Regions from separate parts of the Homo sapiens genome. Here all the other regions are linked to region 1. The links are chromatin loops, found by intact Hi-C in ENCODE. Cell type or tissue: IMR-90. All regions are shown on one strand.

Region 1 (8,000 bases):
TCTAGGCTGCAGGCCTGGGAAGCTGTCCTTGATGGGGGGATCTGCCTGTCCTGCCTGGGCTGGCCGATCCTTAGAGAGTGGCTCTGACACCTGACCAGGACTGACAGGTGCTGTGAACCAAATGTGAATCCTTTCTGTCCATGAGTGGAGGAAGATGCTCACAGCAGAAGCCGCCATCACTATCACCTGCCTGGTTCTTTCTGTTTGGTGCAGCAGGAAGGGGAAGGCTCTATTTGGTGTTGAGTGACTACATGAATCTTGGTTGATTCTCACAATAAGGCAGGTGAGGTAGGCGAGGCTGGGTATTTTGCCCCCTTTTCTAGATGGGGACACTGAGGTTTGGAGAGGGGAGGTGATTTGTTCAAGATCACACTGTCCATTGGTGGCAGAGTCCTGGAGCGGTGGCTCACACTGCCCATGGTGCTCTGAGTGGAGATGGTGAATGCTGATGGCTCAGATGTGTACAGCCCAACTGCATCCAGCACTGCACTCAGTGCCCCAGGGGGGATGAACTCATTGAACTCTTAACAGCCCAGCAATGATGTAGGTACCATCCTTATCCCCATTTTGCAGATGAGGAGACTGATGATCAGGGAGGGCATTTAACTTGCCCAAGGCTTCCCCAGCTTGTAAGTGGCAGAACCGACATGTGAACCCAGGTCAGTTTCCAGGGGACCAAACAAGGTGCCCGGTGACAGTTGACTTTGGCCGCCAATCATGCCTCAATATAGCGGAAGAACTGGCCTGGAGCCGGGGATCTTGGTTGGTCCCAGTCTTTGGCTCTGTGGCTAATTGCACATGTGACCTCCTGGCCACCATTTGCTCATCTACAACACAAGCACACTGGACTCGATGATCCCTGTGCTTCCCCGCATTCAGCTGTAGGTTGCAGCAGGTGGCTTTTGAGAAACACTCTGATCTGTGACACCCCAGATCTACAGGCCGAGTGCAGGTGAAGGTGTCCACCAGTCAGCCTCTTACGCCCCAGCAGCCACACTTGGCCTGTCCCCATCAGTTTAATTATCTCTGAATTTGCAAAAGGACATTGCGCCACTTGCTGAAGGGCCCCTGACCACCCCCTCTTTGTCCCGATACTGTTGCTTCTCTTTCCTGCCTGGGCTGACCTGTGTGTCCAGCTGGCCATTCGTGCCCAGTATAGCCAAACACAAGTTGTGCTGAGTCTCACCCTCCCTTCTGGACAGGCGTCTGACAGATGAACCCCTTGGAACATCTGTCGATGCTGTTTTCCTGTCTACCCAGGGCTGTTGTGATTACAGGACTGTTTAAAGCCTGTACCAGAGATGGAGAGTTGGGCAAGAGGGCAATTGCATGAGCAGTGAAGTAGGGCTAAGTACAGAAATGTGGCAAGCTGGAGGGAGGTGGTCCTCAAGCCCACGAAGCCCCTGGGAGCACAGATAGCCTCTTAACTACCTAAGCTTGAGGTCAGGAGAAGGCTGAGTGAGGACCTTTGAAATGGCTTAAATTTATGGGTGACAGATAAAGGCATGCTGCACTGCCAACTTGGGGGAACGCTCACCCATGTCGGAGTGCTGGCCGGTCCAAGCCCCACCCCCATGGCCTGATGCACGCCACCAGCCTCCCGCTGAAAGGTGACACTCTGCCAGCTGGGTTCCCTTAGTCACCCTGTGGGCGCCTGTCAGCCTCACTCAAGAATGGAGCTGGTGGCTGCATCCCCAGTGACGGTAAGTGGCAACAAGTGCTGGGGAGTTAATCTTGGTGGGAGGAAAAATCCAAGCATGGATGGGGATTGCTGGATGCTGACATTCTGTCCCCTCTGTCCTTTAAAAACCTCACCAGGCATGGGGATGAGTGTGCTGTGGGTTGTGGAGGGACTGGAAAACAGACTCCTGACTCCCGTCCTTGCCCTGCCCTTGCCTGGTGACTGGCCAGCACTTACCAGGACTGAGCAGTTTCTCGTGTTCATTGTGGTGAAGGCCACGATCACTCTTTCAACAGGCAGCTGTTGCTTGGGTTAGGTTTGCAAGACATAAAAATAGCTTTGTCTGGCATCTGGTTTTCGGGTCCGCTGGGTTATTTCAGCGAAGGGCAGCAGCTTGTCATGATAGCGTCCACAGAGGTTCACTGGAAGGGCTCGTCTGGCCTTCCCTGCTCATGGAATCAAACTGCGTGATCGGTGCTCATTCTTGACCACGGCCCCCCCACGCCACCGTCTGGCACCGTTAGTTTGCATGTCGATCTGCGGCTGTGTCTTAAAGGTACACAGCCAGGTGTCTGTCTGTTTTTAGGATCATATCTACGCACTCCTTGTACCACCTGCTGCCTTATGGAATTTACTTATCTCCACTGCAGTGGTGGGACAGTGGAAAAGGTATGAGCAAGGGAAAGTTACTGATCCACAGTTTACCAAGCTGTAAAATGGAAGTCAAATAGTGACAATGACAATAATAACATCCATTGGGTTGTTCCTTTTTTTTTTTGAGATGGAGTCTCACTCTGTCACCCAGGCTGGAGTGCAGTGGTATGATCTCAGCTCACTGCAACCTCTGCCTCCTGGGTTTAGGTGATTCTCCTGCCTCAGCCTCCCAAGTAGCTGGGATTACAGGCGTGCACCACCACGCCCAGCTAATTTTTGTATTTTTTAGTAGAATGAGGTTTCACCTTGTTGGCCAGGCTGGTCTCAAACTTCTGACTTCAGGTGATCCACCTGCCTCAGCCTCCCAAAGTGCTGGGATTACAGGTGTGAGCCATCACGCCCGGTCCCATGGAGGTGTTTTAAGGATTGGAGGGAGGTGGTGGTGAGGGTCTTGGGAGCTTGAAGACACTCCACAAATTTGATGGCTTGTATGTGTGGTTGCTATATAGGTACAGATGTTATGCAGAGAGCAGCAGTGAGGTGAATGGGGTGAGAATTCGTATCCCCATTTTATAGATGAGGAAACTGAGGCTCAGAGAGTTTCTTCTGTAGCTTTCTCAAACAGTCCTCCGATTTGTCTCTGTGTATTCACTTGGGAAAAGTTCTTGTGTGGGGTGACCTTTGGGTCCCACGTCATTATTCCGCAAAGAAAAGGGAAAGGCTGTGAGGTTTTTCATGTAGGTAACCCTGGCAAGGAAGGTTTGGGGGATTAGATCCAACAGAATAACAGATTGTAAAGGATTTGCAGAGTGAGAGAAGGGCTGAACTGGGGAGAAGAGCTGGCCACTGCATTCGTCAGAGCCTCCGCTGTACAACTTGCAGCTTTACCTGCCATCCCTCTATCACCTGCCGTGCGTGTGTCTAACCATCTTGCCCATTGACTCATCCACTCACCTTCTCTCTCCACACACCACCTACTCATCCTTCTATCCGTAGTTAATCAGCCATCCATTTGTCCAGCCAGCCAGGATTTTCTAAGCAAGTTCCTGAAGAACTTATATCATGTAAAACTTGCATAATTTGATTGGCTTTCCAACAGGAATCAATGTAAACAATGTATTCTCACACCTCATAATTCACAACCATTGTAGCACACTTTTGTCTTTATGCTGCACTTCTCTTTCTCTCTCTCTCTCTCTCTCTCTCTCGTTGCCCAGGCTGGAGTGCAGTGGCGTGATCTTGGCTCACTGCAACCTCCCCCTCCTGAGCTCAAGCAATTCTCCTGCCTCAGCCTCCTGAGTACCTGGGACTACAGGCACACACCACTGCCCATGGCTAATTTTTATATTTTTTGTGGAGACGGGGTTTCGCCATGTTGCCCAGGCAGGTTGTAAACTCCTGAGCTCAAGAGATCTGCCCACCTTGGCCTCTGAAAGTGCTGGGGTTACAGGCATGAGCCACCGTGCCTGGCCTTGATGCTGCACTTTTCTAAGCAATAATTCAAGTATTTTTTAACTGGGGTAGAGGGATGCCCACCCTATCAATTTTATGCACCTGCTGTTTCTTATATCTCACAATTTCAAATGCACACATTTAAAATTTGCCTAAGATTGGTCGCATTTGTATGAGTTGTTCTCTTCAGCCCTTTCTTTCAAAACTGTCATGGAGATACTTGGCTCATTCTCTTGGTGTTCCTGAATGCAGTTTCAGAAATGAAAACTTTAAAAATCAAAATTCCAGCTTGGTTCAAGACATTGGTTGGTGCTCAATGTGTGTGCATATATATATATATATATATATATATATTTTTTTTTTTTTTTTTTTCATTTTTTCAGCACACAGGTTTTTTTTTTTTCATTTGTTTTGTTTTGTTTTTTTGAGACAGGATCTCACTTGGTTGCCCAGGCTGGAGTGCATTGGTGCCATCATGGCTCACTGTAGTCTTGATGTCCCAGGCTCAAGTGAGCCTCCCGCCTTGGCCTCCCAAAGTGTTGGGATTACAGACGTAGCCATTGCCCCCAGCTTACACACAGTTTTTGAGCTCTTACTCTGTGCCAAGCACCAAGCTGGGTACAAGGATCCAAAATGAATGACACTTGGTCTATGTCCCCAAGCACCACCCAGTCGGTCAGGGAGAACAGACAACCGAACAAGCCACTTCCATGCCATGTTTTCTGTGTCATCATGATGGAAGTCTGTACCCAGGCCTCCCAGGCCAGGATGGACTGGGCAAAGAGCCCCAAGGGAGTGGACTGCCGAATTTCTAAAGCATTTGGCCACTGTGGCCAGCAGAGGGCATGAGAGGGAGTGGCCATTCAGCAGGGGTCAGGTTTAGAGGGCCCCGTATGCCCTCCTTTCCTGGGGAGGATGTAGGATTTAATCTGTTGGGCCTCTGGGGAAGCCGGGATAGCTTTTGCAACATTTTTGGCAATGTTCTCTGGCTGTTGTTAATTTCAAAATTTTTCCTGAGGGCATGTGTGAGCCAGCTGTTTCAGGACTCGGACCTTTCTTGCAGACAATTTTAAAGATTTTCTTGAGAATTTACTATGCACAAGAGAAATAGTAATAGTATGAAATAGACTTTGTCCCCAGAGGTTCCTAGCTCACCATTCAGAGGCAAAAGGAGACGGGAAGGCAAGGACTAGGCAGAGGAGTTGAGACCAGAGATTCACAACCAAAGGGCAGTTTTGCCTCCCATGGGACATTTGTCAATGTCTGGAGATGTTTTGGTTGTCCCAGCTGATGGAGGTAGATGCTACTGGCATCAAACAGGCAGAGGTCAAGGGTGTTGCTCTACATACTATAATGCACAGGACAGCCCCCACCACAAAGAATTTTCCAACCCTAAATATCAGTAGTGCCATGGTTGAGAAATCCTGGGGTAAGAACAAGGCTTGGGCATCAGAAAGATACCCATAGTACTGCTATGTATTTGTTTGAGTCGTTGTTTTCAATTCTTTTGGGATATACCTAGGAGTGAGATTGCTGGATCATATGATAATTCTATGTTCAACTTTTTAAGGAACCACCAGACTTTTTTCCACAACGGCTACAACATTTTAAATTCCTACTGGCAATGGTTAAGAGTTCCAATTTCTGTACCTCTTCACCAACACTTGTTATTCTCTCTCTCTCTCTTTTGGGTTATAGCCATCCCAGTGCATGTGAAGTGGTATCTCACTGTGATTATATGATTTGCATTTTCCTGACACCTAAGCATGTTGAATATCTTTTCATCTATTTATTGACCATTTGTATATCTTCATTGGAGCAATGTCTATCCGAGTCTTTTGTCCACTTAAAAATTGGGTTGTCTTTTTGTTGTTGAGTTTTAGGAGTTCTTTATACATTCTGGGCACTAGACTCTTATTAGATATATGGTTTGCAAGTGGTCCTCCCATTCTGTAGGTTATCTTTTCACTTTCTTGATAGCATCCTATGATTCACGAAAGCTTTTAATCTTGATGAAGTCCAATTTACCTATTTTTTCTTATGGTAAATTGGACTTCATCAAGAAGCATCCAATGCTTGTGGTGTCATATCTAAGAATCAATTGACAAATCCAAGGTCATGATGAATTACTTCTATGTTTTCTTCTAAGAGGTTTGTGGTTTTAGCTTTTATATTTAGGTCTTTGATCCATTTTGAGTTAATGATTGTATGTGGTATGAAGTAGGGGTCCAACTTTTTATTCTTGTGCATGTGGAAATCCAGTTGTTCCAGCACCATGTGGTGTTAAAGAGGTAATACTTTTTTTTTTTTTTTTTTTGAGACGGAGTCTTGCTCTGTCGCCCAGGCTGGAGTGCAGTGGTGCGATCTCGGCTCACTGCAAGCTCTGCCTCCCGGGTTCACGCCATTCTCCTTCCTCAGTCTCCCAAGTAGCTGGGACTACAGGTGCCTGCCACCATGCCTGGCTAAATTTTTTTGTATTTTTAGTAGAGATGGGGTTTCACCATGTTAGCCAGGATAGTCTTGATCTCCTGACCTCGTGATCCACCTGCTTCAGCCTCCCAAAGTGCTGGGATTACAGGCATGAGCCACCATGCCTGGCCTGAAGAGATCATTCTTTCTCCATTGGATGGTCTTGATATCCATGTCAAAAATAGATTGACCATAGATGTATAGGTTTCTATTCCATTGATCTATATGTCTATCTTATGCCAAATACCATGCTGTTTTGTTTACCATAGCTTTGTAGTAAGTTTTTAAATTGGGAAATGTGAATCTTCAAACATATTTTTTAAGATTGTTTTGGCTGATTGGGGCCTCTTGAAATTCCATATAAATCTGTATATTCCTTTGGATAATATGGACATCTTAACAATAAGTCTTCCAATCCATGAGCAAGGTATGTCTTTCCATTTATTTAATTCTTCTTTAATTTCTTTTAGTAATGTTTTGTAGTTTTCAGTGTGCAGGTCTTTCACTTCTTTGGTTAAATTTATTCCTAGGTAGGAAACAAGTGTGATAGGCAATAATAGAAAAAGGAAACATTGAAATTAAACATATTTATTTCTAGGTGTTTTATTCTTTTGAATGCTATTATAAATGGAATTGTTTTCTTAATTTCTTTTTCAGATTATTTACCACTGGTGTATAGAAACACAACTATTTTTGTGTATTTATCTTGTATCCTGCAACTTTGCTTAATTATTTTTATTACCTCTACAATACCAAGGTTTTCTGTGTGTGTATTATCTGGCACTTTCTACATATAGGACCATGTAATCTGTGAATAGGGGTGGCTTTACTTCTTCCTTCCTAATCTCTATGTCTTTTATTTCATTTTATTGTCTAATTGGTTTGTCTAGAACTTCCAGTACAGTGTTGAATAGCACTGGTGAAAGTGGGCATCCTTGTCTTATTCCTGGTTAAAGCTATCAGCCTTTCCCCATTTAGTATGATGTTAGCTGTGGATTTTTCATAAATGTACTTTATTAAGTTGCAGTTCCCTTCTGTTCCTAATTTTCTGAATGTTGTTATCATGAAAGGGTGTTGGATTTTGTCAAATGCTTTTCCTGCATCAATTGGGATGATCATGTGGTTTTTTTCCCTTTGTTCCATTAATGTGGCATGTTACATTGACATTGAGCCACCCTTGACTGACTTTTCTTTAAAAAAAACACATGATGATCTTGAAAGGAAAAAACCCCTCTGACCCTGTGTACTACCTAGAAAATAGCCTTGGCAACATATCAGCAAATTCTGCTGCTGAAAGTGTGTAAGAAGTACTTGGATTGTTTAGTTCTGGGAAATATTGAGAACTTTTCCACTTCCTTTAAAAACATTGTGTTGAAATTTAAAAAGAAAAAGCTTTATGGCAGGGCACAGTGTCTCACGCCTGTAATCCTAGCACTTTGGGAGGCAGAGGTGGGCGGATCACTTGAGGTCAGGAGTTAGACACCAGCCTAGCCAACATGGTGAAACCCCATCTTTACAAAAAATACAAAAATTAGCCGGGCATGGTGGGGGGCACCTGTAATCCCAGCTACTAGGGAGGCTGAGGCTCAAGAATCTCTTGAACCCAGGAGGCAGAGGTTGCAGTGAGCTGAGATTACGCCACTATGCTCCCACCTGGGCGACAGGGTCAGATTCTGACTCAAAAAAAAAAAAAGGATTTTTAGATACCAAATTGACCTGCTGAGCTTTGTGGTCCACTTTTGTA
Region 2 (8,000 bases), 250 kb after region 1:
GTAAAAATCCTATCTCCAAAATAACAATAATAAATTAATTAAACTAAAAATTACTCAAGAGCCTACTTGATAGATTCCCACTGGCCAAATTTGGGATAAATTGGGCATCAATAAGGTTAACTGTTGGCTGGGCGCAGTGGCTCATACCTGTAGTCCCAGCACTTTGGGAGGCCAAGGTGGGTGGATCACTTGAGGTCAGGAGTTCGAGACCAGCCTGGCCAACATGGTGAAACCCCGTCTCTACTAAAAATACAAAATCTTAGTTGGGTGTGGTGGTGCAAGCCTATAATCCCAGCTACTTGGTTCATGCCTATGATCCCAGCTACTCTGAGGGACAAGAATTGCTTTAACCCAGAAGGCGGAGGTTGCAGTGAGTCAATATCGCACCACTGCACTCCAGCCTGGGCAACAGAGCAAGACTCTGTCTTAAAAAAAAAGTTAACTATCATGGCATGAAACATAACCAATACATATAAACCTTTAATTTGTAATGATATTAAAAACTCATTGTCACCTTGGGAGGAAGCAGTGGAACCAACTCATTATTCTGAAAACTAGCAAATCAAACATTTATCCTGCCTTTCCCTTGCAAACTGTACCACAGGGCAACCAAACAGTTAATAAGGGAAATTTCTCTTTATAGAACAGTCTCATCTAATAAATGAAGATGGTTTGATAGAACTGGAATATCAAACTCCTAAGAAAATGTGGATTTGGGTAGTGTGTATCAGAAAACACTGACATCCTGAAAAGACAGCCAGCCCTCATGTGTCTCCTTCTGGAAGTATAATATGCTGCCTATGAAGTCTTTTTTTTTGCCAAAACCAATCAATCTTGTATCTGATTGGACCTCTAATTCAAACAACCAGTTTTCAGGAAATGCAGGAGAAAGACAGACATGTTAAATGACTCCTTAAGAATGCAATTAACAAAACCTAGAATGTGAGAAATTCTACAAGACAGATTGTCCAATTTTCTCTATGAATAAATTGCAAGAAAGAAATGGAGGGAACCTATAGAACAAAAGAGACTTGAGAGACACATTGGCTAAATGCAATGTGTGGACCTTGTTTGGATCCTGATTTGAGCAAACCAATTGTAAAATATAGATATAATTAGAGAAATTTGAACATTAGGTATTATAATTAGTATTAAGGAATTATTATGGTATTCTTTATGATAATGGTGTTGTGATTACATATAGGTATATAAGTGCATGTATAGTTTTAGAGCTCCTATGTTTTAGAGATACCTACTAAAATATTTATACATAAAGCGATATAATGTTTTGTGATTTACCTCGAAATAATCCAGTGCTGGGGGAGTAGTGAAACACAGCTGGAATAGGGGAAGGCATACGTTCATTGTTGAAGCTGTGTATATTGAGTTTGTTGTACTTTTGTTAGTTTTGTGTATGAGAACTTTTCAAAATATCTTTATATATATATATTTACAGGAAAAATATATTTTAAAAATATGAATTAAAATAATGATATATATAAATAAATATATAAATATATAAAAAATAAATATAAAGAAAAGATGAAGTAAAAAATAATACTGGCAGTACACAGACAATGACAATACATGTGAAGGAAGTGCTCAAATGATGGTGCTTGGGCAATAAAGGCTCGGGGGCTATGCAGTGGTTTGCAAACTCTCTTCTGCCCTAAGCTTTCCCCAGAACCTCTCCCATGTTTCTGTGGGGCAACCCAGTGAAACTCTCACCCCCTACTTCAATCAGAAAGGTCTGCTTTCCTCAATTTTACATATTAAGGTTTCTTATAACATTTCCCTTGAACAAAGGATTTTGACATTTCAAATAAAATTCAAAAATGACAGCTTCAAGGCTTATCATCTACCCTCTTCTCCCCTTAAAAAATAGCCCTTACTCTTCCTCCAGAACTTTAGGGTAGTAGCCAAAACAGCTGGCCAAGTTTAACATGGGAGAACTGTGGCTCACATTCAAACTGCTGTCCTCCCAGTGGAAAAGTTCTGTTCCGCATGTGTATTAGTCAGGATAAGCAGTCTTCAGCTACAATAACAAACAGCCCCAAAACTCAGAAGTTTCCCATAACAGGAGTTTATTTCTTACGTACACAAAGTCTACTGTGGGTGTTGATGACTCTTCAAGACATCTCTCCTCCATGTGATGGCTCAGGAATCCAGGCTGTTTTGATCTTGTGGCTTGTCCATTCAGCAAAAGAAATTCTCAGTCATTGCAGTATCAAAGAAGTTCTAATAACACTGGAAGGGTCTTACACAAATGTCACTTCTATTTACAGCCAGTTGGCCGGAAGTAGTCAAGCAACTCCACCTAACTGCAAGGGAGTTTGTAAATGTGGGGAAGTCCACGGAATAGCTGGCAGGCATTTCTGCCTCTACCATGGCATCTCACCACCTTTCCACATACTGTGGCCTCCCTGTCATCTCCCCACCCCGACTCCACATACTGGGTCAAGCATTAGATTATGTAGAAGATGATCAGATCATCACTGAGTACATGATACTTCCAAAATGATGGTTCTGGTTTGAGTGTTTCCTTGAATCCCCTGCTTTTAGATGAGCAACAGGTCTAAACCATCCAAGACAAAGAGTGGCTTGCTGCAGAGGCTGCAAAATAATGTCCTGCAAGGGTAAATTGTACGACAGGACTGGGTATGTAATTCCAAACTTCTGACTTAAATAATCGGAAGTTCTGGCAACACAGGCCCTATATTTGTGCCTGATGTCAACCAGCTGGAGCCAGACAGTAGCTACACACCAGAGATGGCCATTCATTCCTGAGTCTAACCCAGTCCCCATCACCTGGCAGCTTGACTCAGTCATGGTACCTGCTGGAACCCTGTAACAGGCAGAATCTGTGATCCCTGCACCATGGTTATGCACAGTTAGGATCCTCCACAGTTTTATCACCCCAAAGATGGAGTTCTTTCTTAGATGTAACTTAATTTGATTTAATTTAATTTTCTTAGGTGTAATTGAAGATCTCTTTAATTTCCTCCCTCTTATTTAATCTGGATTTAATGCTCTCTTTATAAGTCTCTTAGTCATCTTTTTGGTCAAGGCTGAATCACTCCAACTTCTTGATTACCCTTCTCCTTTATGTCCCAATATTCATCCCTTTGATGGTCCATGTCACTCTTATTGGGACACTCTCGTTTTCTCACGCCCTTTAAAAGATAACTGGAAATCAACAAAGGAATCGAGGTGTCAGAACTGAAATATTGCAATAAACAAAACTCTAGTCTGAAGTGAATGGAGTCTGCTTTGACCCTGGCAAGTTAAAAATCATTGTCATGTTCCTTAATCTACAAGGTTTTGTCAAATTTCTTTGGGCTTCAAGTCACATCAGTTCCTAGGCTGACTGCAGGAGTACCCCACCCTCCCATCCTTAGGACCAGGCTAAGAGAGAAATTTGGTTAATCTCTGCATCCTCCACCTGCAGCAACCTGACTGCAGTAATATTTCTGGGTGCAGCTCCAGACATTATTTCAGACACCAACCCACCTCCAATTTAATAGAGGCTCATTGACTCCTAATCAGCAGACTTGCTTTACTATGTTTCTATTTCTAATAATCGTGATTATTGATACTAATGATGACAAAAGCAAGCACTCACTAAATTTAAATTGTGCCTGGCAGGGTTCCATGTGCTTTACATGGTTCTGGTGAAACTGACAACCCTATGAGGTAAGTACAATTATAATTCCGTTTTATAGAGATGAAACAAGAGACTTGGGACTCTCCCAAGATTATACTGCCAGGAAGCAACAGAGATAGGATTTGAACTTGGAAATGCTCGTGTTCCAACGTCTTAATCATTATGCTATGCTATATGTGGTACAGCATGGAAATATTTGGGATTACTAAAATGTTTCTTTTTTTCTTTCTTTCTTTTCTTTTTTTTTTTTTAAGACAATGTCTCACTCTGTTGCCTAGGCTGGAGTGTAGCAGTGCAATCATGGCTCATTGCAGCCTCAGCCTTCTGAGGTTCATGCGATCCTCCCACTTCAGCATGAGCAGCTGGGACTACAGGCACGCACTGCCACACCCAGCTAGTTTTCATATTTTTAGTAGAGACAGAGTTTCAACATGTTACTCAGGCTGGTTTCAAACTCCTGGGCTCAAGTGATCCGCCTGCCTTGGCCTCCCAAAGTGCCAGGATTACAAACACGAGCCTACCACGCCCAGCCTGAAATCACTAAAATATTGTTTGATCTAAATGCATTGTTTTGAATGTTAGGTTGCTAGTGATTAAGGCTCTTCTAGCTCCATTTGGCTAGTGTAGGGAGACATCTGGTGGCCATTCTGTTTTTTAAAACTTTTTTTATGGAAAACTTCAAATTTATGCAAAGTAAACAGAATAGTATCATAAATCCCCCTCTACCCACCACCTAGCTTTAACAATTAACATTCTGCCATTCCGTTTATATTCATACCTCCAGCCAATCCCTACCTCTTCCCCACTTATTTTTTACGGTTGTTTTTCAAAAATAAAATTTACATATAGTGAAATGCACACAATTTTAACAGTTTATCTTGACCGATAGATATACTCATGTAACCCACAGCCCTATCATGATATGGAATGTTTTCATCACTCCAAAAATGTCATTTGCCTGACAACTCCTCAACTAGGCAACAATTGTTCTGATTTTTCACTGTGGATTAGTTTTGCTTGTCCCAGTGTGCCATATCAATGGAATCCTACAGTACGACTCTTTTGTGTCTGGGCTCTTTCACTCAGCATAATGTCTGTGAGAGTCATCCATGCTCTTGCGTGTACCCGTTATTTCTCTTTTATTGCTGTCCTCCTTCTATTGTACAGATGGGCCACAGCCATTCTCCAGTTGATGGGGATTTGGATTGTTTCCAGTTAGGGGCCGTTCTGAATAAAGTTGAGCATGAGTTGAACTTCATGTTCAAGTCTTTTTGTAGACATATGTTTACATTTCTCTTGTGTAAATACTTAGGAGTGGAATCGCTGGATCAAAGAATAGAGGCATGGTTAACTTCATTAGAAACTGCCAGATCTTTTTCCCAAAGTGATTCTCTTTGCATTCCTACCAGAAGTGCGAGAGAATTCTGTCTGCTCCGCATCCTCACCAGTATTTGGTGTTGTCAGTGTTTTTAATTTTAACTATTGTGGTGGTATCTCATTGTGGTTTTAATTTGTGTTTCCCTGATGACTAACAATGTTGACCATTTTTCTATGTGTGTATTGCCAATTTGTCTATCTTCCTTTGTGAAGTGTCTATTCAAGTCTTTTGCCAAATTTTCATTGGGTTTGTCTTTTTATTATTGGACTGTAGGTGTCTTTTATTCTGGATACAAATTCTTTGCGTCTGTATAATTTAGGAATATTTTCTGCTGTTCTGTGACTTGCCTATTTTCTTAACAGTGTCTTCTAATGAGAAGCTTTATATTTGGTGAAGTCTGATTTCTTATTTTGTGTCTTTTATTATTATTTCTTCCTGGCTCTCATCTAAGAAAACTTTGCCTTCCCCTGGTTACAAAGATGGTCCCCTTGTTTACTTCCAGTAGCTTTATATAGATTTTAAATTTGCATTTAGGTCTAAGATGCATCTCAAGTTCGTGTGTGTGTGTGTGTGTGTGTGTGTGTGTGTGTGTGTGTGTGTGTAGTGTAGTGTAATGTAATATAGGGACTGAAATGCATTTTTACTTTCTTTTTCTATTTATATATTTTTAAGTAGAGATGGGAATCTCCCTGTGTTGCCCAGGCTGGTCTCCAACTCCTGGCTTTAGACAATCCTCCTGCCTCAGCATCCCAGTGTGCTGGGATCACAGCTGTGAGCCACCACACACAACTGCAATTTTTTTTCTTTATAAATATCTAGTTGTTCCTGCACCATTGGATGGAAATGTTTTCCATTTCTGTGCTGAATTGTTTTGGGACCTCTACTGAAAATCAATTGAGACGCAGTCTTATTAAACACAGTCTTATTCTAGCTTTGTTTTTCTTTTGCAAGGTTAATTTGGCTATGCTAGGACCTTTGCATATCCATATGTACCAGTTGTCAATTTATTGCCTCTCAGATCCAAATTCACCCTTCATTACCTGCTGAGCAATAACCAACTGCACGCTTTAGGCATTTCTCCTTAAAGTGAACACAATGTCATTTTTGTCACTAGAGGGCACTGGAGGGACATTGCAAAGGCAGGCCGCTTCTCTTCCTGATGTCCTTTGCTATGTTTTGCTTTTTCTTGTTTTCAGACTGTACATTCTGCTGCACGTGGTATGTGGGGGGGACACACACTAACCGTGTGCCCAGAGCACATAGTCTCTCAGTGACCTCACAGCTCTGGCCAAGGGCCTGGTGACCACTTTGTCACAGCCCTCCTGATGCAGACATTACACACTCCAGGCTTCATACCTACTCCTGTTCCCTCTCCCAACGCACACCTGCCCTCTGGCCGCAGCTTGCCTGAGCCCTGGAAGGTTGATTTCCTTGGCCCCCTCCATGGTCTCCCATCCAGCAGCGCGGGTGCTCAGGAAGGTCATGCCTGGTGCCTGCCCAGTGACCGAACCAGCTCTGGCCCTGGTATCCTGGTGAGATTCTTTGCCATCCAATGGGCTGTAGCCACACCTTCTCCAGTGACATCTGAAGCCCATCCTTGGAGAGGAACACTCCAAGTTTGTCCTTCCTTAAATATTCCTCTGTAGCAAGAATTTCCCTTTCTGGCCCAAACTCCTCACCACCCATGTGAGAATTACAAAGTGAGTTTACACAATTAACACTTATTGAAATAAAGAAAAATTAATTTTAAAAAAAGAAAAAATTCAAGCTTGACTAATCAACATAAAGGAAACATTAATTTAAAAAAAACATTTATTGAGTCCATGGTTGTCAGGAAAGCAAGTCTGGGTATGTTGTCTAGGTTCATTTTCTGGCTGCGTCTTTTGGCAGATTTTGGGCGTGGCTTATGACATTCCTATGCCTCAGTTTTCTCATCTGTAGAATGGGCATCATAATAGTATTTCATAGGGTCAGAATGAAGATCAAATGAAACAGTATAAGTCAAGTGTTTAGAATAGTACCTAGCAGTAAATACTTGGTTCCTATCAGCTGCTGCTATTCCTATTTTTTATGATTATGATCTTGTATCCCCAACCATATTGTAAACTCTAAGTGAAGACGGCATAATTTAATGCTGGCTCTCTACTATCCCAGGGTTTAGCATCTTGTTATTTCCATGCATTAGACGTGTAATAGATATTACCAAATAGATGAGCTGCTGAAGAATGTTCTATTTCCCGTAGAAAGAAGACGTGAGGAGGAAACACATCCGTCTGCACATGGAAGGGGCGCTGACTGCCCGGGACAAGGTCGGGGTTCAGGATTTTGTGCTATTGGACGCGTACACCAGCGAATCTGCCTTTGTCGACAACCTCCGCAAGCGTTTCAGCGAGAACCTCATATACGTAACGTGACCCACTTCTCAGCTGTTTTTCTAGGGTGGTTGTTCCCTTCTTGCCTTCACGACTTTGATGAGTGTGAATAATAGCACTCTATTAGGTTAGACATTAAAGGGAGATACTGAGGCGCCACTCTTAGATGCACTTCGATCCTTTGTGCTAAGACGTTTATGGCTGCCCGTGACAGAGACCCAACTTACACCAGCCTAAGTCACTAAAAGGAATCTGTCCATGTCTGTTACTGTAGGTCCCGGGACTAGATCTAGGGTTTCAGACAATGTCTGGCAACTCCTTCTCAATCTCTGCTCTGCTTTCTTAGGCATCCATTTCTTTCTCAAGTGCATGGCAGCAAGATGGCTGCCCTCAGATCCAGGCTGTCATTTTATCAGCTCAGGGTTGCTGCAGAGAAGCGAGCCAATACTCTGGGGATAAGCTCTAGTAAATGGCCCAAGTTGACATTGATCAGCTCTGATTGGCCCACTTTCGGTCATGTGCCTGTCTCTGAACCAATCCCATGGCTAGAAATGAAGACTATTCTGATTGGCCAGGCTCTTACCAG
Region 3 (8,000 bases), 120 kb after region 1:
TGTTTCTAGTAGTAGTACTACTGTAGTAGTAGTAGTAGTACTAGTAGTAATTCTAGTACTAGCAGTGGTGGTAGTAGTGGTGGTGGTAGTAGTAGTAGTGGTAGTAGTGTTTGTGGTGGTGAATCTGTATGGGTCTAAGGCAGAGTGAGAGACCGAGGCAAGTCTCTCAGCAGGAGTGAAAGTTTATTAAAAAGTTTTAAAGCAAGAATGAAATGAAGTACACTTGGAAGAGGGCCAAACAAGGCAACCTGAGAGATCCAAGTGCCTCATCCAACCCTTTTGAGGTTTTATGCATTGGCATGATTCCAGGGTTTGTGTTTCTTCTCCCCTGATTCTTCCCTTGGGGTGGGCTGTCTGCATGCACGTGGTCTGCCAGCACTTAGGAGGGGCCGCATGAACAGTGTGTTTACTGAAGTTGTGTGCATGCTCACTTGAGGCTTTCCTCCTTTACCAGTCGAGTGTTCCTAGAAGAAGGGCACGGTACCAGATAAACTCTGCCATCTTACCTCTTAGCATGCATGCTTGAGCCCACCCACCCAGCTCCTGAGATCTTATGGGGAAGCTGCTTATCACTAGCTTCAGGTGTTTTCTATCTATCAGGAGATTGCCTTTCCCTGGAGCCAGCTGTGACCAATATTAATTTTAGAGAGACACTTTAGCAACTGCCTAACTATCACCTGATGGTTGCCTTCCTCTCCTGCCCTGCTCATGTCTGCTTAACTACCTACTCTAACAGCAGCAGCAGCAGGAATAATAGTACTCTTTAATGATAAACTGCCTTGGAAGGCCTTATTTGTACATGCAATGTTGAATCTTCAGTTTCCAAGTGGAAAATGTTGGTCATAAGCATCTTCCTTGGGCTTGTTTTCTAGATTATATGTATAGTCTTTTTATTTTGAAGTCATCTAGGACCCACCGTAAGTTATAAGATACTACAGAGAATTTCCAAGTACCCTTCACCCAGCTTCCCCTATGGTACTTACATAACCGTAGTACATTATCGAAACCAGGAAACTGACATTGGCACAATATTGTTAACTCAGTACAGACCTTATTTTGAATTTCACCAGTTTTTACATGCACTCCTAGGTGTCCTTTTGGTTGTTAAGAGGCTGCAATGGCCCATGAATGCCCAGGCTCAGAAGAGCTGCACACAAGCCTCTTAAAATCTGAAACATTCACTGTCTGCTGCTTGTCTTTACAGCAATCTTTGTTAACCATGTTATTTCCAGATAGGAATCCAAGCTCAATAAAGTGGCCTGAAGAATAGGCTTTTGCCTCTACTGTGGTTTGGCTCCAAATCGGGTTGCCATTGGTCAAAACATAACTTCCATTTGGTCCCAGCAGGTTCCTGGACTCTTCCCTGCTGTGGGGGGTGGGTCCCTCGCCACTCTCCAGAATTCAGAGGGGGTCCTCTCTCCACAGGTGACCTGCCGAGCCATTGGGATTGGGGCCTACTTGGTGAGGCTGGGCCAGCGAGTGATCCAGGTGGAGAATTCCCACATCATCCTCACAGGAGCAAGTGCTCTCAACAAGGTGACCAAAAAGGGGCCTGTGCAGAGTGGATCCTTGGGGGCCAGGAGTCATTTTAACATTCCCATTGGTCTCTGGTGGGGGATTTTTCTCAATATGAAGCCAGTTTCATTCCTACTGATACAAGAGCTCTTTTTTTCCAATTTGCAGCTATCTGGGTCCTTATGAGAAAAAAAAAATTAGTTTTAGGCAATTCTGGTCGATCTAACTCCCTGTATTACTGACATTTTAAAACAAATTATTGAAGTGCCATTACACATTGCAGAAAATTAGAAAAGGAACCCCCCAAAAAAGTAATTTTGCAGCTTCTATCATTCTGGTATAGTTCCCTCTCATCTTCTGTCTTTATGTGGTTAATTTATAGTGAATATGCAGTTTTGTATTCTACTTTTTTCACTGTATTAAAACATTTTCCTTGTTGAAAAGTCTCTATACTTAATGTCTGCTCAAATCTCAGCCAAAGTCTCAAAGCCTGGTTCTTGAACCAACAGCATCAGCATCAGATGGGAACTTGTCAGAAATGCACATCCTCAAGCCCTGCTGCAGACCTGCTGAATCAGAAACACTAGCTAGGGTTTTGCTTTTGAGATGGTCAAGGTAGAAGTCAGCTGCATCACCAGTTCTCAAATTGGCCTGCATATTGGAATTATCTAGAAACTAAAAAACAAACAAAACACAAAAACTAATTCCTCGAAGATTCTGATATAATTGGTCTGGATGTAGCCTGAGCATCAGGATTTGTGAAATCTCCTGGGTGATTCTAATGTGTAGCCAGGATTGAGAAGCACTGAGATGATTTCCAAACAGGTGGTAGAGCCCTGCACCGTGCAGGACATTGCTAACCATGTTGTGTCAAAGCAGGTCCTGGGAAGAGAGGTCTACACATCCAACAACCAGCTGGGTGGCGTTCAGATCATGCATTACAATGGTGTCTCCCACATCACCGTGCCAGATGACTTTGAGGGGGTTTATACCATCCTGGAGTGGCTGTCCTATATGCCAAAGGTGCAGTACTCCCCCTGCAGCTTAGAACCTGGAAGACTCTTATTAAGCTCATTGGCTAATTCTGTCCCTGTCACCTCCTGGGTGGTGTGGGAGGCTGAGGAGCAGGAAGCACTGCACATGTGGCTGGGGTTGATTTTTCTTACTCCTTCTTCCTTCTCTGATGCCCAGCCCTGTACTAGGTGTCCTTTGCTCTTTTGGTGGCACTAATGCCATTGTAAGGATGCTATCTGTTAATCCTTTAGAAAGAGGTAGTATTGCCTCTTGACAAGAGGCAGCATTGGACAATACTGAGTCTTTAAGCTTTACAGTCAGGCTGGATTTGATTCCTGCCTTCCTCCTCGGTAGCTGTAAGACACTGGGAGAGTCCCTAAGTTTTTCTGAGCCTGTTTCCTCATCTGTGAAATGAGAATAATAATAGCACCTAACTCATGGTGTTATCATGATGATTAAGTGAAGTGATATTTAAAGCACAACGTTTGGTAGGTCCTCACCAAAGTAAGAAGGGGACAATCGTGGGCACAGTTCTTGGTTAACTGTAACATTCCTTACAAATGAGTGAGGTTGTCATTCTTCATTATAACCATTTCTGAGAGGTTGGGTTTACAGAGTTCAGGTCATTCCAGATCTTCTGCCAAGAACCCCAAGTCACAAATGTCAGTTTGTATTCCCAAGTGCCCCTTTTCCCCATCTGCATGCCATCTGTTACCATTCTCTGCAACCAATCTCTTTTTCTTTCTTTTAAGATGTTTTTCCTCCTATCTGACCATATATAGCAGTAGCAACCCTTTCCTGCGTTTCTGTAACTTCCCAGCATCAGTGACACCATCTGAACCGGGAAGCACACTCAGGAGTTCATAAACTAGATTTCAGAAGAATCCATGGGATGGCCAGTCCTTATCTGGCATTTTCCAATCAGAGCAGTGGCTTCAGGAGCCCTAGGGAGGGGATATTGCTGCATAACCAGGCATAATCATAGTCAGAGGAGCAAAGTGCTGATCAGAGGTATTATTGACAAGCACCACAGACTAAGTCAGAGACTTGGCTTTCTTTTTTAGGATAATCACAGCCCTGTCCCTATCATCACACCCACTGACCCCATTGACAGAGAAATTGAATTCCTCCCATCCAGAGCTCCCTACGACCCCCGGTGGATGCTTGCAGGAAGGCCTCACCCAAGTAAGTTCTAAAGTATTTTGCCTAGGACCTGGTCTCGGGTTTCTTTCTAGGGCTTGAGACAAAGGAGCACTTTGTCTCAAGCGCTTGAGACAAAGGCTTGATATTCGTTCTCATATCCCAGAGAGGTATACCTGAAATCAAATGCAGGGAAAGTAGAGAAATGGAGATTTTACTCTAGGCTTTTCCTGAGCCATTGACCAAGAAGGGGTGGAAACAGCCTCCAGTTTCTGGAGCTAATAGATGGAGGTGGGGTGCAATGGTGGTCCTGGTCTCCCTCCCCTGATGCTCCATGCTCCGTGGTCTCTAACTGCCCCACTGTCTCATCAGTAGAAAATTCAGTGCTGAAACATCAGAGTTTCAAAGAGAAGACTGCATCTTTCTCTTTCTTTCTCTCTTACAAAGGAACTCTGTGAGTTTACACAGGATAGGCAATCTGGTCTCCTCTTCTTTTTTTTTTTTTGAGACAGTGTTGCTCTGTCGCCCAGGCTGGAGTGCAGTGGCGCGATCTTGGCTTACTGCAATCTCTACCTCCTGGGTTCAAGTGATTCTCCTGACTCAGTCTACCGAGTAGCTGGGATTACAGGTGCCTGCCACCACACCCAGCTAATTTTTGTATTTTTAGTAGAGGCGGAGTTTCACCATGTTGGCCAGGCTGGTCTTGAACACATGACCTCAAGTGATCTGCCTGCCTCAGCCTCCCAAAGTGCTGGAATTACAGACATGAGCCACCATGCCTGGCCAATTTTACCTCTTCTATACCTACACACACACACACACACACACGCACGTGGACACGTGAACACACATGCACATGCACACACATTTTTGCACACACACATTCTCTCTCTGAAAGGGATGAGTTTCTCTCTTGGAGGTATATTATTTCAGTCTGAGCAACCAGAACACAACAGGAAAGTTGAGCTGCTCCCGTCACTATATCCCAAATCTAGAATTTCACATGCTGCTACCTTTAGACTTGGCTGCTCCTTGGCTGTGCAATGCAGGAGAGGTGACCCTCGGGAGTGTGCTAGACTCCAGCCAGTGCAAGGAGTCCTGTGGCTTCCTTCTCTTGCTTTTCATTTCTCTTGGGCTTTCTGGCCTGTAAACACTGAGGGGGCTGCTTATCTCAATTAAAAAATGTTCGGCTTCTCACTGTCAGGCCAGTCCTCGGCAGATGCTGAAGCTGTGCTGTTGCATGCCTGGGTGCCGGGCCTCCCATGCCTGAGATGCCTCTTACTCTGGCTGCCCCCTCCTGGTCAGAGCCACAGCCATTTACGCTGTTGCATGGATTTAAGTCATCATTTCTTCCCCACCAATGGCTGTCATTGACATCATCATATTCTCTCTCTGTCTCTCTGGGAAATTGAAACTTTTTTCCCAATTAAGTGGTTATGAAGCTGCAGCCAGCAGCTAGCAGGTGAGGGATGAGTTTTTCGGGAAAGGTGGTCCCTTCCTAAAATCCCACCTTCTGGAGGTGTCTGTCCACTCTCTGCATCTTAGGAAGAGAAGGCAGAGACCATGATTAGAATCTATGTGTTTGGAGTTGGCTGGCTGTTGATGGTAGTCACATATTCCATACAGACTGAATTCTTGACTTGGTATATTTATTGCAGCCCTGTTTGTCTTTTGAGGCATTTTGGGAAGGAGGGAAGGGGTTGGGCTGTGTGGTTTTAGGTAGAAAGGGGTATCTGGGCTATGAGGTTAAAGCCAGGCTGTCCTTAGGGAGCTTTTGCACAGCCAGGAGTGTCCTGGGGGCCCCCAGCCACCTGGCCCTCCAGCCTGGGCTTCTGCCCTTCTGTCCACAGCTCTGAAGGGAACGTGGCAGAGCGGATTCTTTGACCACGGCAGTTTCAAGGAAATCATGGCACCCTGGGCGCAGACCGTGGTGACAGGACGAGCAAGGTAATCATGAAGACGGGAGCAGGCTGCCCATGTCTGACTCACCAGGCATTGGGGCCCCGAGGTGTGAGGCCAGGGACCTCCAGGGGCAATTTTCTTCTTGGCCTCAGGATTTTCTAAAAGAAAAAACCAATTTGGGGAATGATTTCTGCAGTGTCTGTGTGTGCCCTTAGAAGGTATCTCAGCCAGCCTCCTCCTGAGGCCTGGGACCCTGTAGTCAGTCCCCAGGCCACAAGGGCTAACAACCCCTTTGGGCATCAGAAGGTGGCCTTGGGTGCTCTCCCCAGAAAACTTCACAGACACTGGCACTCTGAATTCCATCTTAGGAGAGCCATGGACAGGAGCCCTGTTGTATGCCACTGTTGGTGGGAGGCTGCAATGCTTGCATGCTTTCCAAGCTGGGCAGCTCACCCTTCAGCCTTGTAGCTTTCATCTCTTTGGACAGCTCCACCTGCCTGAAAGTTCCTCCTTATAATGAGCCCCGAGCTCCCTCCTCATCATTTACCACTCATTCCTGGTACGATGTCGCAGCTATAAGTCCAGGCTCTGCATTAGACCTGAGGCCAAGCCCCATCTCCATCACTCACCCTCTCTGGTCCTTCACATCTGTAAAATAGGGATAATAATTCTACCCCAAAGGATTATTGTGATGATTAGATGCAATAACATGTGTGAAATATTTAAAATCGACATACTCCATAAGTGGGAATGGCTGCTATCATTTACATCTTCGGCAATAAATACTAAAGTGCAGCCAGGGCCGGGCGTGGCAGCTCACACCTGTAATCCCAGCACGTTGGGAGGCCAAGGCGGGTGGATCACCTGCAGTCAGGAGTTCGAGACCAGCCTGGCCAACATGGCGAAACCCCGTCTCTACTGAAAATACAAAAATTAGCTGGGCGTGGTGGCAGGCACCTGTAATCCCAGCTACTCGGGGGGCTGAAGCAGCAGAATTGCTTGAACCCAGAAGGTGGATGTTGCAGTGAGCCGAGATTGCGCCATTGCACTCCAGCCTGGGTGACAGAGCGAGACTCCATCTTCAAAATAAATAAAATAAAATAAATTATATTTTTAAAAGCAAAAAATAAAAAAAAAAAAATCCACTCCTTCTTCCATGTGAAAACACTTTGATTTGAAGACTGCTCTCCCCCACCCCTGCATCATAGGGTAAACGAGAACCATGTAGTGATGCACAGTTCAGTAGCAAGTAACTGATGTCATGGCATCCCCTGAGCTGAGTCTCTGTCCAGTTCAATATCCCTCAGCCCTTTCCAAGTGCAACTTGATGTCTAGACCAGTGTAGTAGCTGCTGGCTACATGTGATGCTTTAGTTTCATTATTATTATTATTATTTTGAGACAAGGTCTTGCTCTGTCACCCAGGCTGGAGTGCAGAGGCATGATCGCTGTTCACTGCAGCCTTGACCTCCTGGGCTCAAGCAATCCTCCCACCTCAGCCTCCCAAGTAGCTGGGACTAGAGGTGTGCGCCACCACACCTAGCCAGTTTTTTTATTTTTTGCAGATACAGGGTCTCACTATGCTGTCCAGGCTGGTCTCAAACTCCTGGACTCAAGCAATCCTCCTGCTTCAGACTCTCAAAGTGCTGGGATTACAGGCATAAGCCACCATGCCCGGCTCCTTCAGTTTAAATTGAACTAAGTCAAAGTGACAGAGGATGACCTGTTCCATTCCTCACACTTGCCACGTTCCACGTGCAGCCCACAGCTCCTGTATTGGACAGTGCAGATGGAGAACGTGGCCCTCGTCACAGAAAGTTCTAGTGGTTCATGCTGCTCCAGGCCCTATACCATCCCAGCCCTCCTCTGATGGTTCTTGCCTCAAAAAGGGCACCAATAGGTCTGCTACCTTTCGAGGCTCTTACCATTTGGGGGCTTTTTCTTTGCCTTCCAATAAAATAATCCGCCAGATTAAAAAGAGCATTCTCCTCCACGTGCCCTCACCCCCACACCCAGAGGTCCCCAAATGCACCTGGGGTGCTGCCCAGGGCCTGGCTCACTGGTGCTCATTTTCCAGGCTTGGGGGGATTCCCGTGGGAGTGATTGCTGTGGAGACACGGACTGTGGAGGTGGCAGTCCCTGCAGACCCTGCCAACCTGGATTCTGAGGCCAAGGTGAGGGGGCCGGGAGCTGTGGCTGCTGGTTTAGCCAGCGGTACTGTCGAGAGTGGGTCCTGGGCGTGGGGGTCCCATCCCTGCCCTGCCAACTTAGGTGGAGAAGCAGGGGACCCAGTGCAGTCCCTGGCCCTGGGGGGCTCAGTGCCTGTTTCTCTGACACTTTCTCTATGGGTTGCATAAATGGCTGCACCATCTTGCTTCTTCCTCAGCAGATGATAAAGGTCCCTAGAAACCCCTCCCACCTCCTGCCCTG

What was found. A loop is a pair of places that touch in the nucleus more often than their neighbours do. Peaks named below come from ENCODE experiments on the same cell type or tissue, not always from the same donor. Only the 100,000 strongest peaks of a DNase experiment are listed, where the experiment ranks them.
Region 2: it touches region 1 in a loop (5-fold over the local background); 12 of 110 quality-filtered maps call a loop at or near these places.
Region 3: a loop joins it to region 1, with 13 times the contacts of the local background. A loop is called at or near these places in 4 of 110 quality-filtered maps.

Annotation. Positions count from the first base shown.
Region 1 is chr12:109,129,724-109,137,723 of GRCh38, forward strand. The region is part of intron 1 of ACACB (acetyl-CoA carboxylase beta); the gene reads left to right. LOC105369974 (a long non-coding RNA gene) reads right to left here and starts at 2,119. Exons shown (of 3, transcript XR_945332.3): 1 at 1,919-2,119. In IMR-90, a CTCF peak has its summit at 4,618 (motif pointing right); no DNase peak of the experiment used is centred here; H3K27me3 peaks cover 604 bases.
Region 2 is chr12:109,381,398-109,389,397 of GRCh38, forward strand. It overlaps MYO1H (myosin IH), which reads left to right. Exons shown (of 32, transcript NM_001101421.4): 2 at 7,286-7,447. Among named protein-coding and RNA genes, the nearest start is that of LINC01486, 26 kb to the left of the region's middle. In IMR-90, CTCF peaks have their summits at 4,287 (motif pointing left) and 6,155 (motif pointing right); no DNase peak of the experiment used is centred here; H3K27me3 peaks cover 647 bases.
Region 3 is chr12:109,250,621-109,258,620 of GRCh38, forward strand. ACACB (acetyl-CoA carboxylase beta) reads left to right here. Exons shown (of 53, transcript NM_001093.4): 42 at 1,426-1,536; 43 at 2,395-2,538; 44 at 3,594-3,714; 45 at 5,520-5,616; 46 at 7,648-7,744. Among named protein-coding and RNA genes, the nearest start is that of FOXN4, 55 kb to the right of the region's middle. In IMR-90, a CTCF peak has its summit at 4,961 (motif pointing left); no DNase peak of the experiment used is centred here.